Regions from separate parts of the Homo sapiens genome. Here region 1 is linked to region 2. A link is a loop called in an ENCODE intact Hi-C map of the cell type or tissue named here. Cell type or tissue: Calu3. All regions are shown on one strand.

What was found. Hi-C counts contacts between places; a loop is a spot of excess contacts. Peaks named below come from ENCODE experiments on the same cell type or tissue, not always from the same donor. Only the 100,000 strongest peaks of a DNase experiment are listed, where the experiment ranks them.
Region 1: a loop joins it to region 2, with 4 times the contacts of the local background. A loop is called at or near these places in 1 of 110 quality-filtered maps.

What each region holds. Positions count from the first base shown.
Region 1 is chr2:180,408,145-180,416,144 of GRCh38, reverse strand. LOC105373769 (a long non-coding RNA gene) reads left to right here. Exons shown (of 3, transcript XR_923636.3): 3 at 6,530-6,613. Among named protein-coding and RNA genes, the nearest start is that of SCHLAP1, 280 kb to the left of the region's middle. In Calu3, no CTCF peak of the experiment used is centred here; a DNase peak (open chromatin) is centred at 4,434.
Region 2 is chr2:180,288,505-180,296,504 of GRCh38, reverse strand. No RefSeq gene overlaps it. Among named protein-coding and RNA genes, the nearest start is that of EPCART, 170 kb to the right of the region's middle. In Calu3, no CTCF peak of the experiment used is centred here; a DNase peak (open chromatin) is centred at 4,434.

The sequences.
Region 1 (8,000 bases), 120 kb before region 2:
TATTTCTCTGATGATAAAATATTCATTTATTCCTGGTATAATAAAAAAGACTATTTTAAAACAGGGAAAATGAAATATTTGTATCAAGAAGAGAATAGGGCACCATAAGACGATACTTTGATGAATATTGCCATATATTTACATAGTGTGTTCACATACATCGTATCACAAGATCCTCACAGAAACTTACTGGGATGATAGGATCAGATATTAGCATTCCATTTACATAGGGGAAATCTGAAGCTTAATGAGCTTCAGCGATGTGCTTCAGTTTCCAGTGAAGTTTCTAAATCAGGAGTGAAACCTGAGTATTCTGACATTTAATTGAAGCTTCTACCCCATCAAGCACCCACCCCCACCACTTCATTGTTTCCTGCTCTGAAAGCAAGAACAACATATTATTTTTGCCATTTTGTAACTTTTCTGACATGTATGTACAGTGTATATATTTCAAGTTACCCATACAGTCAATTTTATACTAATAAAATAGACCAATTACTTCGTAGACTTGCTCAGATGGAAACAGAAATTTAGATTCTGGAACATAACCAAATTTCAGTACTAAGCTTTTCGTTGAAGAAAAAATAACCATAATTATGTTTAGCACAATAATTTTTTTTGCAAAGTTATGGCAAATGCCAGAGCTCTGGGTTGTCAACTAACGGATGTTTGCCATAAATATCATTTAAAAATATATCACTACGTGAAAATATTCATTTCTATTAATGGCATAGTCTTGTATAGTGGAATTAATAGCAATTCGCCAGTTGAGCACTGGCACTGTTGTTTGTTTATTTATTTATTTAGGAGACAGAGTCTCGCTCTGTCGCTCTCCCAAGCTGGAGTTAAGTGGTGCTATCTCAGCTCACTGCAACCTCCGCCTCCCAGGTTCAAGTGATTTTCCTGCCTCAGCCTCCTGAGTAGCTCGGATTACAGGCATGTGCCACCATGCTAGGCAAATTTCTTGATTTTTAGTAGAGATAGGGTTTTGCCATGTTACACAGGCTGCTCTCAAACTCCTGAGCTCGGGCAATCCACCCGTCTCAGCCTCCCAAAGTGCTAGGATTACAGGCATGAGCCACCGCACCCAGCCACTGGCACATTTTGTAAAAACCTTTAATCTCCTAACAAATAGTCATTCGAGGCAAAAGCCAAGAAATTTAGGAAACCCCTTACCTTCCCATCCTTCTTTATCCCAAAATCTTTGCCCTTTTAGGGTAATACAATGATCTATGATTGTTTTCCTTTTCTCAATCATTTGTGTAAGTATTTCAAAAGAGAAAATAGATACTGAAAAAAAGACTTTACCTCATGTTTACATCGACAATTTTAAAAATAAAATAATAATACATATTTGCATAGCTATGCAAAAAGACTACATTTACATATCAAAAATTTATTGGTGACACAAGCCTATGGAAAAATGCTTAACATCACTAATTATCAGGGAAATGCAAATCAAAACCACAAAAAAAGTAGATCTACCATTTGTTTCAGCAATCCCACTACTAGGTTTCTACCTAGAAGGAAAGAAGTCATTATACTAAAAAGATACTTGTACACGCATGTTTATAGCAGCACAATTTGCAATTGCAAAAATATAGAACCAGCCCAAATGCTCATTAATCAATAAGTGGATAAAGAAAATGTGATATATATATATATATATATATCATTTCATTTGATTTCCACAATAATTTCAACTATATATGTTGAAATTATATACATATAATTTCACTATATATTTATGATATATATTGTTTAGTGGAATTAACAGCAATTCTCCAGTTGAGCACTGGCATTGCTTATACTATAAACACTGTTTATACTGTTATACTATATATGTACACACACTATATATATATTTATACTATTTTATATATATATATATATATATATATGCACACAAACACAATGGAATACTAGTCAGCCATAAAAAGGAATGAAATAATGGCATTCACAGCAACCTGGATGGAATTGGAGACCATTATTCTAAGTGAAGTAACCCAGTAATGGAAAACCAACCATCGTATGTTCTCACTCATAAGTGGGAGCTAAGCTATGAGGACCCAAAGTCATAAGAATGATACATTGGACTTTGGGGACATGGGTGAAAGGGCAGGAGGAGGGTGAAGGATTAAAGACTACACATCAGGTACAATGTATACTGCTTGGTGATGTGTGCACCAAAATCTCAGAAATCACCACTAAATAACTTATCCATTTAACCAGATACCACCTGCTTCCTAAAAACCTACTGAAATAAAAAATAATTTAAAAAATAATTCTTGATGACCTTGAAGCCATTAGCACTCATTCTAGTGATTCTCACCTCTGGGTTCCTGGTACTCTTTGAAAGTATGTGGGAACAAGAGAGAAATACTTGAGGGAATTAAAAATCTTCAGACAATATTAAGTAGTCAATGATAACCAAATAATCATAAATGTCAGATAACAGGGTCTCACAGTTCTTTGCCTTACAAAGTACTAGGCTGCCCTTCAGCCCTGACACTGTTTGTATCTGCCCTCTCTGAGCTCCTCTCATAAGGCAAAGTGCAAACAACACTTACCTTCCCGATAAGCTGGTCACTGTGCTTTTTGACTGGAAACTGACTCTCAGCCAACACATAGGGTGTGCTCAGTTAAACCTTTACTCTGGCAGATGTTAAGCAAACCCATTACTGATGGAAGAAGAAAATATAATGTCACGCTTTGCAACTTTGGAAGCACACAGGTGACAGGGTCATGATGAGCAAACACCACAAAACACAGGTTAAGAACCACTTCATTTTCTTTCTTTCTTTCTTTCCTTCCTTCTTTCCTTCTTCTTTCTTTCTTTCTTTTTCTTTCTTCCTTTTCTTTCTTTCTTTCCTTCCCTCTTTCTTTCTTTCTTTCTCTTTTTTCTTTTTCATTCGTTCTGATGGAGTTTTGCTCTTATTGCCCAGGCTGGAGTGCAATGGCATGGTCTCAGCTCACTGTAACCTCCAGCTTCTAGGTTTGAGCGATCCTCCTGCCTCAGCCTCCCAAGTAGCTGGGATTACACATTCCTGCCACCACGCCCAGCTAACGTTTGTATTTTTAGTAGAGACAGGGTTTCACCATGTTGTTCAGGCTGGTCTGGAACTCCCGACCTCAGGTGATCCGCCCACCTCAGCCTCCCAAAGTGCTGGGATTACAGGTGTGAGCCACCTCACCCAGCCCACCTCATTCCTTTTCCAAGTGAGCCCACAGTTGCTACTGGCACAATGACTCCGGGAGATGGACAGCCATTTGTGGAACTGGAATATTCATCTCTTGGACACAGCTGTGATTTCTGCATTCTGTTCTTTCTCTTAAAGTCCCTGAATCTGTACTAGCAATTGCCCATCTGCACAGTTTTGGACTCACTGGATGGAAGAGCTACAAGAATCCTGTCTTTTGTTTCTGGGAGCTTGGAGGCAAGAGATATAAACCTGTCACATTTAACAAATAATTACTATTTTGGTATTTATCTTTATTTCCAACATATTTCTGTCTTTTTATAACTGCAAAGGCTCATTTAATGTGTGTTAGACATATTTCTGACAGCTTTATATAAATTAAATCATCTAATCATCAAAACAACCTTGAGAGAAAGTTACTACCATTATGTACATTTTATGAATGAGAAAATCGAGCCACAGAGAGGTGAAGGGATTTGTCTGAGAACGGAAATACATTAAGTGTTGGCTTGCTCTCGAGGCTGTGGTCTTAACTGCTATGTCATGCCATCTCATTTACTGACTTCTCTGCGCACTGGTTCTTCCTCTGCCTGTCTTTCCATCTGGAAAAGAGCATTTAATATTTCTAGGTCCCCTAGGCCTCTTAAACAGCCTCATGTATTAAAAAATAAACTATTTCAATTATGTTGTTTATTTTGAAATTAAAAGCTTTGAGATTTTATTTTATAGTGCTCAAAAATCTTTAAAAAGTGACTAAAAGCTGGCTTTTATTGATGATGATTAGATGATTTAATTTAATGCTTAAATGGTATCCTCTCCAAACCAAACACACTTTATGGAAAAGGAATGCATTTCATAAATCATCTTTCTCCTCAGAGTCCTAAGAAAATAGAAGGCAAAAATGACCTTGAAATCTCTGCTGACCTTCTTAACACCGTGTAAGAAATGTTTTAACTCTCTGTGCACATGTGCCTTTCCTTTCAATAGCTATTGAAGTTGTCGCTTGACAAGGGATTGAGAGGGATAAGACAGAAGGGGCATTCACCATGATTCTATTCCCGGAAACTGACATTTTATCTTAGAGGAAATAAAGCATCATGTGTATGTTGACTTTAGAAAATGTTTAACAGAAGCTCTGACACATAAATGAAGCCACAACTTCTTTCTAGCACGAAGTGAATGTTTTAACTAATGTCTCGCTTTGCTGCATTTTGGTCAAGTGTTTTCCTCCTCCCTTTTCTTCCCCTGGGGCTGGGTGCCAGGTATTGCTCTAGGTCCTAGAAATATAGAGGCAGTGTCTATAGCATAGTCCTTGCTCTGTAGGATTTCATTTGGTTTCCACAATAATATCAACACCCTGAGACATGGAGCTTCCAGATTCCAGCATCTTTATGTTCATATTTTAGCATGCCAACTTTCCAGATTCTACTTTTAAGTTACATTAATAGTCCCATTATCTTCTACAACTTGAAAACAAATACTCACATCTTACCTAAACTGATGATTAAAAATTGTACATACGTGAATGAACAAAGCACTGGAGACTATCAATCCAAAGAAAATTCTCATTAAGTGCTGACAAGGAAACCATTAATACTTGTGTAGTTTCAGGGAGAGTAATCAGACTTTTGATTAATTCAAAACCATGATTTGATGGCAGCCTATGCAATCCTGAACAAAATTAGGGCTTTTCTCCAATCTAGCTAGATCGCTACAAGGTAAGAATTTAAAGGAGAAATGAGAGTTATAAATAGCTCCTTCACTGAAGCACTCCATAGTTGAGAAATTAAAGAAAATGACAAGTAGCTCAGCTGGTTTATTTTCTCTGATGTTATTGAAATAAAAACTTGGACAACAGCCTTTTTACATTTTTTTAGGGATTTCTTGCACTCAATTTGACAGGAAACTATGGTTTTTACTTAAGGAAGGTGTGGGATAATTATTTTTTCATTTGTAAAATATAACAGTTGTTTCAGATGGTAAACTGTAAACATGCTAATGATACTTTAGCTGTATTACTAAAGGTTTTCTTCACACCCATTAAGCCATCTAATGGTCGCAGTTCTAATCTTCATTGAAGATAAACAGCACTAACAATGTGCACACTTCGGCTTTCTGGGCACCTCAAGGCCTTTGTTCAATTGTTGTTTGATGAGCTTGTATAGAAAAATAGTGAGAAAATCTGAGGTATTATCATTTCTGTATAGGCAGCTAAGTGAGCTATCTACTATTTTTAAAAGACAAGAAGAGAATCACATAAAATATCCACTTTAAGTGGTAAATTTCATTACCAATACCATCATTGACTCTATGACAGAACTGTAAGTTAAAAATATGTGAGGTAGACACTATTGTTATTTCCATTTTAACAGATAATAAACAGGGGCTCAGAAAGACCAAATGACTTGCCCAGGTTCATTCAGCCAGTCAGCTGTCCAATCCAGATAGGAATTCCAGTCTGTCTGATTCCAAAGCCTAACTGCAGCTTTGACTAAGCTGCTATTGAGATTGAGATGCTAGCTCAGTGTAAGTTATTAATCTCTTCCACAGCACCAGAGGAAAGTCAATTTGCAGTTACCTTTGGATTAAATAATATATTCAATCCTTACTTGCCCATTGTGACAGATTACAATAAAGTTACACATACACACATGTATGTACTATGTTTATTCTTTTTCAAAAGAAGAATCAAATCACTTCTTATATTACATTTGTAATTTTGTAACTTAATAATTCATGGGCATCCTTTCAAGTTAATACATAGTGATCTAATATTTTCTTTCTCATAATTGCATCCCATTTCAGACAAGGATAAGCTACCTATATCTAAAGATTACACATACATACATACACACACATATACTTGTGTATATATAGAGAGGGAGACAGAGAGAAAGAAAGACAGACAGAGTCATTGGAGTTTTATTCCCTTTGATAGATTTCAAAAGTGGGACGGCTGGCCAAGAAGATATAAACACACAACTTTTCTAAACTGTTTTATTACTTTTCACATCCACCAGCAATACATGAAAGTATCTGTTTGTCTATCTCTTCTCTGCGTCTGGTTCCTATTGCTATTTTTTTTAGTTTTTGTCAATTGATGAGTGCAAAATGACATCTTAATATTATTTAATAACTCCTGATGAGTAAAGATGTAAAGGTATTAAAGTATAGATGTTTACATTTTTATGTTCTACTAAATATTTATCTTACTAGTTTGCTTTTCTATTCGTTTTTATTAAGTTGCATAAGCTCACTGTATACGTGTCAAAATCTGTGAAGATTTGAAATTTTACACTACTTGAAAACTAACAGTCATTCTGCTATAGTTTTATGGATGCAGGCAGAAGACACAAGACTCCTGGGTCAGAGACAAAGGGCATTATTTCTCAGGACACAGGAAGCATCATGAGCATCAGTATGTTTGGGTCAGTTCTCTTCACCTACAAGTCCCACACGGATGTTGCCGATGGGGCTAGATGACATCTGCACATTCAGTAAGTTGTGTTAAAGGGAAGAAACCCAAAGTTTTTATAATGGACAGTCAGCATTCCTGCCTTTTGCTCCAGAGATAGACACTGTCTATAACTTCCAATGTTGTTTGCTATCCATACATTCTTGAAGACATAGTCCAGAACAAAGGACAGTTAATGCCTTATTTATAAGATGTGCAGAAACACAAATGATCCAGGGAGCTGTCTGTCAGCTATTAGAGATATTCTCCTTTTATCTAGTATATTGCATATGTTTTCTCACAATCACTACTTATAATAGCTCTTATGTTTTCTCCTTGTCTGTCTTCCTATGGTCTTTGCTCTGATATGTGTATTATTCAACATAATATGGAAATAATTTCTCTCATTTCGGATACAACTTATTGCTCTACTCTTGGTTGAAATAAAAATAGACATTGTTTAATTGCTATTTTATGAAAATATGTGTCCTTTATTATTTGTTGTATTTTTGTACTGACAAGTGATGAATAAAAGGCATAGAAAGAGAAGTGGATGGGAATTTTTCCCAATCAAAAAAAACAAAGCGCTGTAAGTTTATAACTCCTTTCTATCAATGTAACTGCTGTTCATTCAGAAGATTAGCAATGTCAGGACCCTGCTTGGAGGAAGTCATAACATGGGCGCAAGTCTATGTTTTGTGAGGCTTGAAGCTTCTACAACTTGACAGGGGTTGGAAAAGGTAATGCTGAAAATAGTAAAATACAAAATTACAAACACAAAATTGCTATGGCCTGTCCTGGGGCCCATACAAATATGGGGCCCTGAAACATCAACGAAACATTTTTAGCTTCACAGTAAATCTTCTCTGTCTGGTACAGGATGTGAAAGAAAAGATTCAAGCCAATCACAATATAAAGTTTTTGCTTCTTTAGGCCATACTGCTTCTTTATTAACTCAGCTAAATATGTAGCATTAGTTCCTCAGAGAAAACATTCCATAGTGCCTGCCCTTTATGAACTTGGATAATGCTGTATTTTAGTCTAAAACGAATGACATTTTGTTGAGTATATCATTGGTTGCAAAAATTATTACACCAGATCCAGCAGAATTCCATCAGTGCTGGGGGCGGGGAATGAGGGTGGGATGAATACTACCACAATTTTTTTCATGGGCCCTCTTGGGACCCTTCAAGCGTTAATATGGGTGAAATCTGTGCTAAATGAATTTGGAAGGTAAAGAAGGGAGGCAAAGAGTTGTAGAAGTATCAGAATATAGAGAACAACACTTAGGAATGTGCATGAAACAAACAGAGATAAAGTGTTTTCAGAAAGTCCCAGATCCTCTT
Region 2 (8,000 bases):
AGAATCAAAAGACAAGTCATAGACTGAGAGAAATTATTTTTCAAAATATACAAAAATATTTTTGAAGTGCAACAATAAGAAATAACTTAAAAATTAGAAATAACTTTAAAAAATTAAAAATTAAGAAAAGAATAACTTAATTAAAAATTTGTCACCATAGAATTGCAAATTAAAGCAACAGTGAAGTGCACACCTATTACTATGGCTAGAATCCAAGTCCTGACAATACCAAATGTGAGTGAGAAGGTAGAACACAAGAAACTCTTATTCATCATTGGCCGGAATGAACTTTATTTTTTCTTTTTGGAGTGATAGAGTTTCACCATGTTGCCCAGGCTGGTCTTGAACTCTTGGGCTCAAGCAAACACCAGGCCAGAGAAAGAAACTGGATCCTCATCTCTCAGCTTATACAAAAATCAACTCAAGATGGATCAAGGACATAAATATAAGACTGGAAATTATAAAAATTCTAGAAGATAACATTGGAAAAACCCTTCTAGACATTGGCTTAGGCAAGGGTTTCATGACTAAGAACCCAAAAGCAAATGCAATAAAAACAAAGATAAATAAAGATAAATAGCTGAGAATTAATTAAACTAAAGAGTTTTGGGTGTCAAAAGGAACAGTCAGCAGAGTAAACAGACAACCTACGGAGTGGGAGAAAATCTTCACAATCTATACATCTGGCAAAAGACTAGTATCCAGAATCTACAATGAACTCAACAAATTAGCAAGAAAAACAAACAAACAATCCTATCAAAAAGTGGGCTAAGGGCATGAATAGACAATTCTCAAAAGAAGATATACAAATGGCCAACAAACTTATGAAAAAATGCTCAACATCACTAATGATTAGGGAAATACAAATCAAAATCACATTGTGATATGACCTTACGCCTGCAAGAATGGCTATACTTAAAAAAATAAAAATAAATAAATATTGGCATGGATGCAGTGAACAGGGAACACTTCTACAGTGCTGGTGGGAATGTGAACTAGTACAACCACTATGGAAAACAATGTGGAGATTCCTTAAAGAACTAAAAGCAGAATTAACATTTTTATAGCCACTTTGGAAGATAGGTAGTCTATTACATAGCTACACATAGGCTTATAATATGATCCAGGAATCATTCATCTAAGTATTTATTCATTTGAAAACTTATGTTCACATAAAAATCTACATGTGAATATGTGCAGCTTTATTCATAATCATCAAAAACTGAAAGCAATAAAGATATCTTTCAATGGGTAGATGAGTGGATAAACTGTGGTACATTCACACAATAAAATATTATTTATCAATAAAAAGTAATGAGCTATGAAGCCATGAAACGACACACAGGAACCTTAATATTGCTACATCTGAAAAGGATACATACTGCATGATTCCACTTATGACACATTCTTGAAAAGATAAAGTTGTAGTAATGCTGAAAAGATAAAATTGTAGTAATGCTAAAAAGTTAGTGGTTGCCAAGGGTTCAGGGTATTGAGGAGGGTTGAATATGTGAAACATGGGGGATCTTTTAGAAGTCTGAAACTACTCTGCAAAATACTGTGATTGTGGGTACATGACATTATACCTTGTGAAAACCCATAGACCTCACAGCCCAAAGAGAGAAACTTAATGTATGCAGATTGTTAAAAATTATTTCAAAGTTTGGGAAGGTCCCAGAATGGAATGCAGAATATGAGAAAACAGTCTAACTATATGATAAATGTATGAAACTATCTCACAGAAAAGGTAGAGGAAAAGGTGCTGACCTAAGTAACCATGTAAATGAGTGGAGTTTATACGACTAAAGGCAAAAGAAACTGTACACCAACACCATATTTTAATTGAGAAAGTTGTTCCTATGAAAGTATACATTAAGACTTCCGATGCCACTGTATAGGTACACTAGAATTGAATAAGTAAACAGGTGGTTTAGTTATTAAGTAAACAGGTGGTAGATGATGGGAGCCACTTTTCTCACTGTTGAAGTGTGAAGTTACAGGTAAGCAAAACGAGGCTAGGATGATCCATATGATAATGAATTATATGAGCCAGAGATGTCATTATGAACTCAGGTTTAGCTAAAAATAGATACAGATGGTTTCACATAGAAATATTGATAGATATGGGTATATACATAGGTTAGTATAGATACGCATATTTCCTTGCTCTGTTGGAACTTGAGAGGGCCTAGAATCAATTAGCACATCTTCAGTACCAATAAACACATCTAATAGCTCCTACTACCATCCTTCACTAAAATGAACCAGGTTTCCTGAAAGAACAAGCAGATTCTAGGACTAGAGGGGGAAATAATATAAGATAAGGTTAGAATATCTTATACTACCAGAAAGCAAGGAAGTGTTAAACAAAAAACACAATGATGGTGTCAAAGGGACACAGAAGTCAACTGAAAGAGCTCTCAATGGTCAAAGCTGGAATAGAAGGAACAATAAAAGAAATAAAGTAGCATTGGTTACAATCCAAAATAAGATGAATATCTATGAGTCGATACTGATACAAATAAATGAGAAGAATAGACAAATCTCCAATGCAGAAGATTTCAAAACAATTTCTACAGATACTCCACTCTCAAATGGATGGAGCATAACTCCCCAGTCCTTAATGGGTGCTGTAAATAGTGACTTCTTTCCATCCAGTGTGGAAAGGGAACAAGAACACTGTAACTTTACAGTGGAGAATCCTTACAATATCACCTCAGCCAGATGATCAAGATCAACATTAACAGTGATAAGTCATTGTATTAGTTCATTTTCACACTGCTATAAGGAACTACCCAAGGCTGGGTAATTTATAAGGGAAAGAGGTTTAGTTCCATACAGCTGGGGAAGTCTCAGGAGACTTACAATCATGGCGAAAGGGGAAGAAGGCACGTATTATATGGCGGCAGGTGAGAGAGAGAAGTGCAAGCAGGGGAAATGCCAGACGCTTATAAAACCATCAGCTCCCATGAGAACACACTCACTATCATGAGAACCGCATGGGGGAAACCACCCCCATGATCCAAATCACCCCCAACCAGGCCTCTCCCTCAACACCTGGAGATTACCATTCAAGATGAGATTTGGGTGGGGACACAGACCCAAACCATATCAGTCATGTTGATAGTATATTCTCCCCTGATGTGATGTAGTAAAAATCACACTTTATCTTTGTGGTCTTCCTCTCAAAAATCCAGGACCTCAATCTAATTATGAGAAAAACATCAAACAATACCCAGTTAAAGGACACTCTGTAAAATACCTGACTAGTACTCTTCAAAACAGTGAAGGTCATCAAAAACAAAGTAAATCTGAGAAACTCATCTCTAAGAGGAAGCTAAGGAAACAGAACAATTAAATGTAATGTGGTATCCTGGATGGAACCTAGAACAAAAAAAAGGACATTAGGTGAAAACTAAGGAAAACTGAATAAAGTATAAATTTTGGTTAAAAATATGTATTAATATTTGTTCACTAATTATAACAACTATACTGTAGTTACATAAATCTTAGTAATAGAGGAAATTGAGTGAGGGAATATATAGGAACTCCATTATCTTCATAGAGTTTCTATAAATCTAGAACTGTTCTAAAAAATAAAATTTATTAAAAATAAAAAAGACAAATCCATTTTTGTGCATTGCCAAATCTGAAGAGATCAACTAAAAAAAATTAGAAAAACATATATTTCAACAAAAAGAAATCCCAAATGCAGATTTTCCTTTTTGCTAAAAGATCATCTCCTTGTTTCTTTTAACAGCAATAGAGTTTTATAAAACAATCAGAAAAGACTGTTAAGCTTTTAGAAGGCATTTGTTCTTATACAATTTAATACATTTTCATCTATAATAAACTATAACAATGATTACCTAAATTGCTAAATTGAACGTAACTATTGCCAATCTATAAATGGCTTTTCATTATTATTGTAAATGCATCACTATTCATATTATTAATATATGGTGTTAACTCTGAAAATCAGTCCCCAAGAAAACTAAGAGTGAAATTGTTCTCATGTCAATTTTGTCTCTGAATCCCTTGGATTAATTTTCAATTAACTATGTATCTGCAGTGAATAGAGGCAAGATTATCTCTGTTAATGTTGGCTTTAAGTAGATATTGTTTAATATAGGTAGTGATTAAAGTAAACACTCAAGGAAAAATGTTGTGGTGAAGCAACAAGTCACAAGAAGAGAAAAATTATCAAGTATGTGTGTGTTAGTCAATGTTCAACTGCAGATGACAGAAAACAATGTGACTATTGTGAACCAAAGAGATTTAGTACTAAGAATGAGGTACTTCCAAAATTGTTAGATGTTTTGGAGAAACTTGCTCTGGGCTGGACCTCAAAGAACAGTTCGCAGGTCATCACGGCAAAACTGGCTCAACAAGGAAACTTCTACCTCAGCTTCAGTTAGGAAAATGGGGAATCAAGACAGTAACCCAGTTAGGCTCCAGGGATCAGGAAGCTGCTGCTGGAACTGCTGGTTCCTGAGTCAGGCCATGCACCAGGAAAATGCATGACCCCACTACACCCTCCCTTTCCCCACTTCACCCTGCTCTGCATTCAAGCCTCTCCTGAGTACATCTGATTGATTAAATTTAAATTACATCTGGAGCTTCTGCTCCAAAGGAAGTCTGAGAAATGTATTTTTAAGCTTTCTAGTCTCTGCCATACAGAAAACATATTAAGGATGGAATAAATGTTGAGTCAGTTGATCTGGCTTCTCTATCACTTGTGGCATTTGATGATTGCAAGGTGAGTAACGCATTTGAAGCGTTATTATCAACAAGGCTCCTACGGGCAGCATATTTTTACTCCAGAGTTTAACAAAGATCTATTCACATAGACCTGCAGCCAACAAATCACCCAGATACCCAAATAAATCAAAAGCATAGCACGCCTCAAATTTTTGCAACTTTGTAGATCATTTGTTCTTATAAAATATCTTTCTACCCTGGAGTCTGCATCCAAAATTGCTTTTTGAAAATCTTCCTGATTTTCGTATAATCTCACTTTGGATTCCTTGAAATATGCATGCATTCACACACATATATGCGCACACAGACTCACACTTACAAGCATAAATTGGAAACATAAAATTCTATTTAAAACATGCAACAAACAAAAATTACTAGAGGAAAGTCATAGGACTTGTTGCTGAGACATGGTGAGAAAAATGATTGTTAGTCAGAAAAATTATTGTTGAATGAGGCATGAATAATGTCTTAAACAGCAACCACAACAAGAAGTCCTCAGGGAACTCGGTTAGCAATGTGCCAATCCACTTCTGTCATAGTTGTATGTAAAGACAGATGAAATGAGAGAAACTGCCAGAGGTTGCTGAGCTTCCTAAGACATTTCAAAGTGCCTCTCAATTACAGATGGCACCAATGAAAATGTACAAGTTTGAAATAAAATATTCATTTAAGAATAATTCTTTCTTTACTCATTCTTTAAATTTCTTTCTAAATAACATATTCTGTTATAGAAAGTGTTATACAAAAGAGTTCTTTAAATTGAGTGGAAATAACAATAAAAAAGAGATCTGAACACAATATAAAAAAACTACAATAATCTTCTCTTCCCAGTCTGTAAAATTCCCCAGATAAATTTTTGAAATGAAATATTCATCATTCAGAAAGAGCGCAAAGAAACAGTGGTTTAAGAGGACCCTAAATTTAACCTGCTTACAACTGAATTGCTACTATATCAAGAAAGGAATGCTACACATTGAATTTACTAGCACACATCAATTTATTCATGAAACATCTTTTCTCCTGTAAAATATACTTAATTTTATCTTCACTTTTGTACACCATCCTTAAGAGGAGGTCTTCATGGATGCCTCCAGGAGAAAATAAGAATAAAACTTGTCACCATCAGAGTTTCACTGAAATTCAAAATTTACACTACATTTTTACAAACCCCAATTAACAAAGATATGATAATGGATTTCTATCAAAGAAAGTTACTTTTAAAACCAGAAAATGCTATATATTAGTTTCCCTTAGACTTGAACTTTAAAAGAATTATTCTGCAATAAGATTAAACAAAAGCAATATTTTCTCTTTTACTTTGCCTCTAAGTAGTGAAGATGGAGGTATGTTTAACATACATGTTTTCTTTCCATAGCAGGCATCCAAATGGCGTTAACAGTCACAGGCTAGCGTAATATACCATCAATTTATTTCTCTGTCAGACATTTATATGACTTACTGAGCTCACAAAGTGTAATCCTGTTTTATTTTCTTCCATATTTTAATTGTTAATTAAATAATAATTTTAAAACAGATTAAAAGCAGAAGTTTACAAATAACAACATTCTTCTGACTATAGGGCAAAAAAACACTAGCATCTATAAAGTGCCCACTATATATCTGGTAAGATGACTGAAGCACTCGCATTTACTCTTTTAATCTCAACAGCTCTCTGCAGTAGCTATCAACAACCGTAACCACTTTTATACAGAAGAGAAAATGGAGCCTAAAGAATTTAAATACTGTATGAAGTTACATTACTGATGAGTGATAAAATCCAACCCAATTCAGATGTTCCTCACAGCCATGATCTTTCCAAAGCCTTACATATTTGCTGCTACGAGATTAAGTGTTAGAATCATTGAACAGAGCAAGCATTCTTTTCGACTCATGAAGCAAGCTCAGTAAATATTTGTCTTGTGTACAAAGCTGCCCTGAAGAATGTCCCTGAACAGCTCTTTATACAAACCATACTGTTATCTCATTTATTCTGTAGTCCAAGATATGCAATGACACTGTGTCCGTCATCTAAGATGGTAGTCCATCTTAGCGCAATAAGGTTTTTCTCAAAAAAAAAAAGTTGTTCTTTTTAGAAACCACCTGTTTTTCAGAAGTTTCCCATTCCATAATTTGAATTATTGTTAGATCACTAAAATATAGTACAAAAAGGCACACCAATAATCATAAGCATACAATCTCCCCAATTAATTTCATATCCACAGTTTCAATGCTAACACCATTTTTATTAAATGTTTTCACACATATGAAATAAGCACAAAGGGAAATTCTGTGTTAAGGTGGTTAGAAAAGACAAAATTCTATTGGGAAATGACTCTTGAAGGAGAACTATCCCTGAGTTTTGTTCACATTTGTCCTCAGTGGCCTTTGTAAAGCAAACAAAAAAAGAGGGTGAGGCTGGAAGACCCTGTGGATTAATGAGGAATCAAACTATTTCTTCCTTTCACCAGGGAAAAATCATTCAGTTGTCTCAAAAAATAAATTATTTTGACTCATTTGTGTTTCACCTTAGCATGGATAATCACTTTGACATCATAGAGGAAAGGACAACTAGCCATCCTCAAAGGTGGCTAATTATCTCACAGGCTTACTCTGTGGAGATGATTTTTTTTTTAACCTGGACATTATGCTACAGTGAAATAGTCACCAGTTAAGTGCATACCACAACAACCCAACATCTTCTTAGTCCTAGTAGAATTACATCATGTCACATCTTATTAGGACCTGGGTTGTTATAATCTGGGCCATACAGATTCCTGAAAACTGTCAGTTACGTTGCAAGAGTCAGAGATAATTCTGTTTATTAACATTAATCCTACATTCTCCAACAAAGGCATTATAAGAGTATTCTACAGAAATATTTTTAGCTCTCCTATTAAGAATATTCTAAGTTGAAGTAAAGAAAAGAGCCATGGAAAAAAATTAAATAGGTTTGTTTGTGAAAAGATCTACCAGCACTTCACATTTAATCGGGGAAAGTATGACAATAGTTTCTAGTATTAGAAAGATCATAGCCTGAAGTATACTCCAAACTTGCTATAATTTTTCCTTAGATAATGACTACTGATTGTCTTGCCAGGACTGGATCATCCAGCTAAATTCCCTCTGTTTGAAGTAAAAAGATATGTTATTTTAAAGCCTAGGAGACTTGAGGATTCTAGAAGATGGAAATCTAAAGGGTTCAAAAATAGTGTCAAATATGATTATTTAAAATTTCCCCC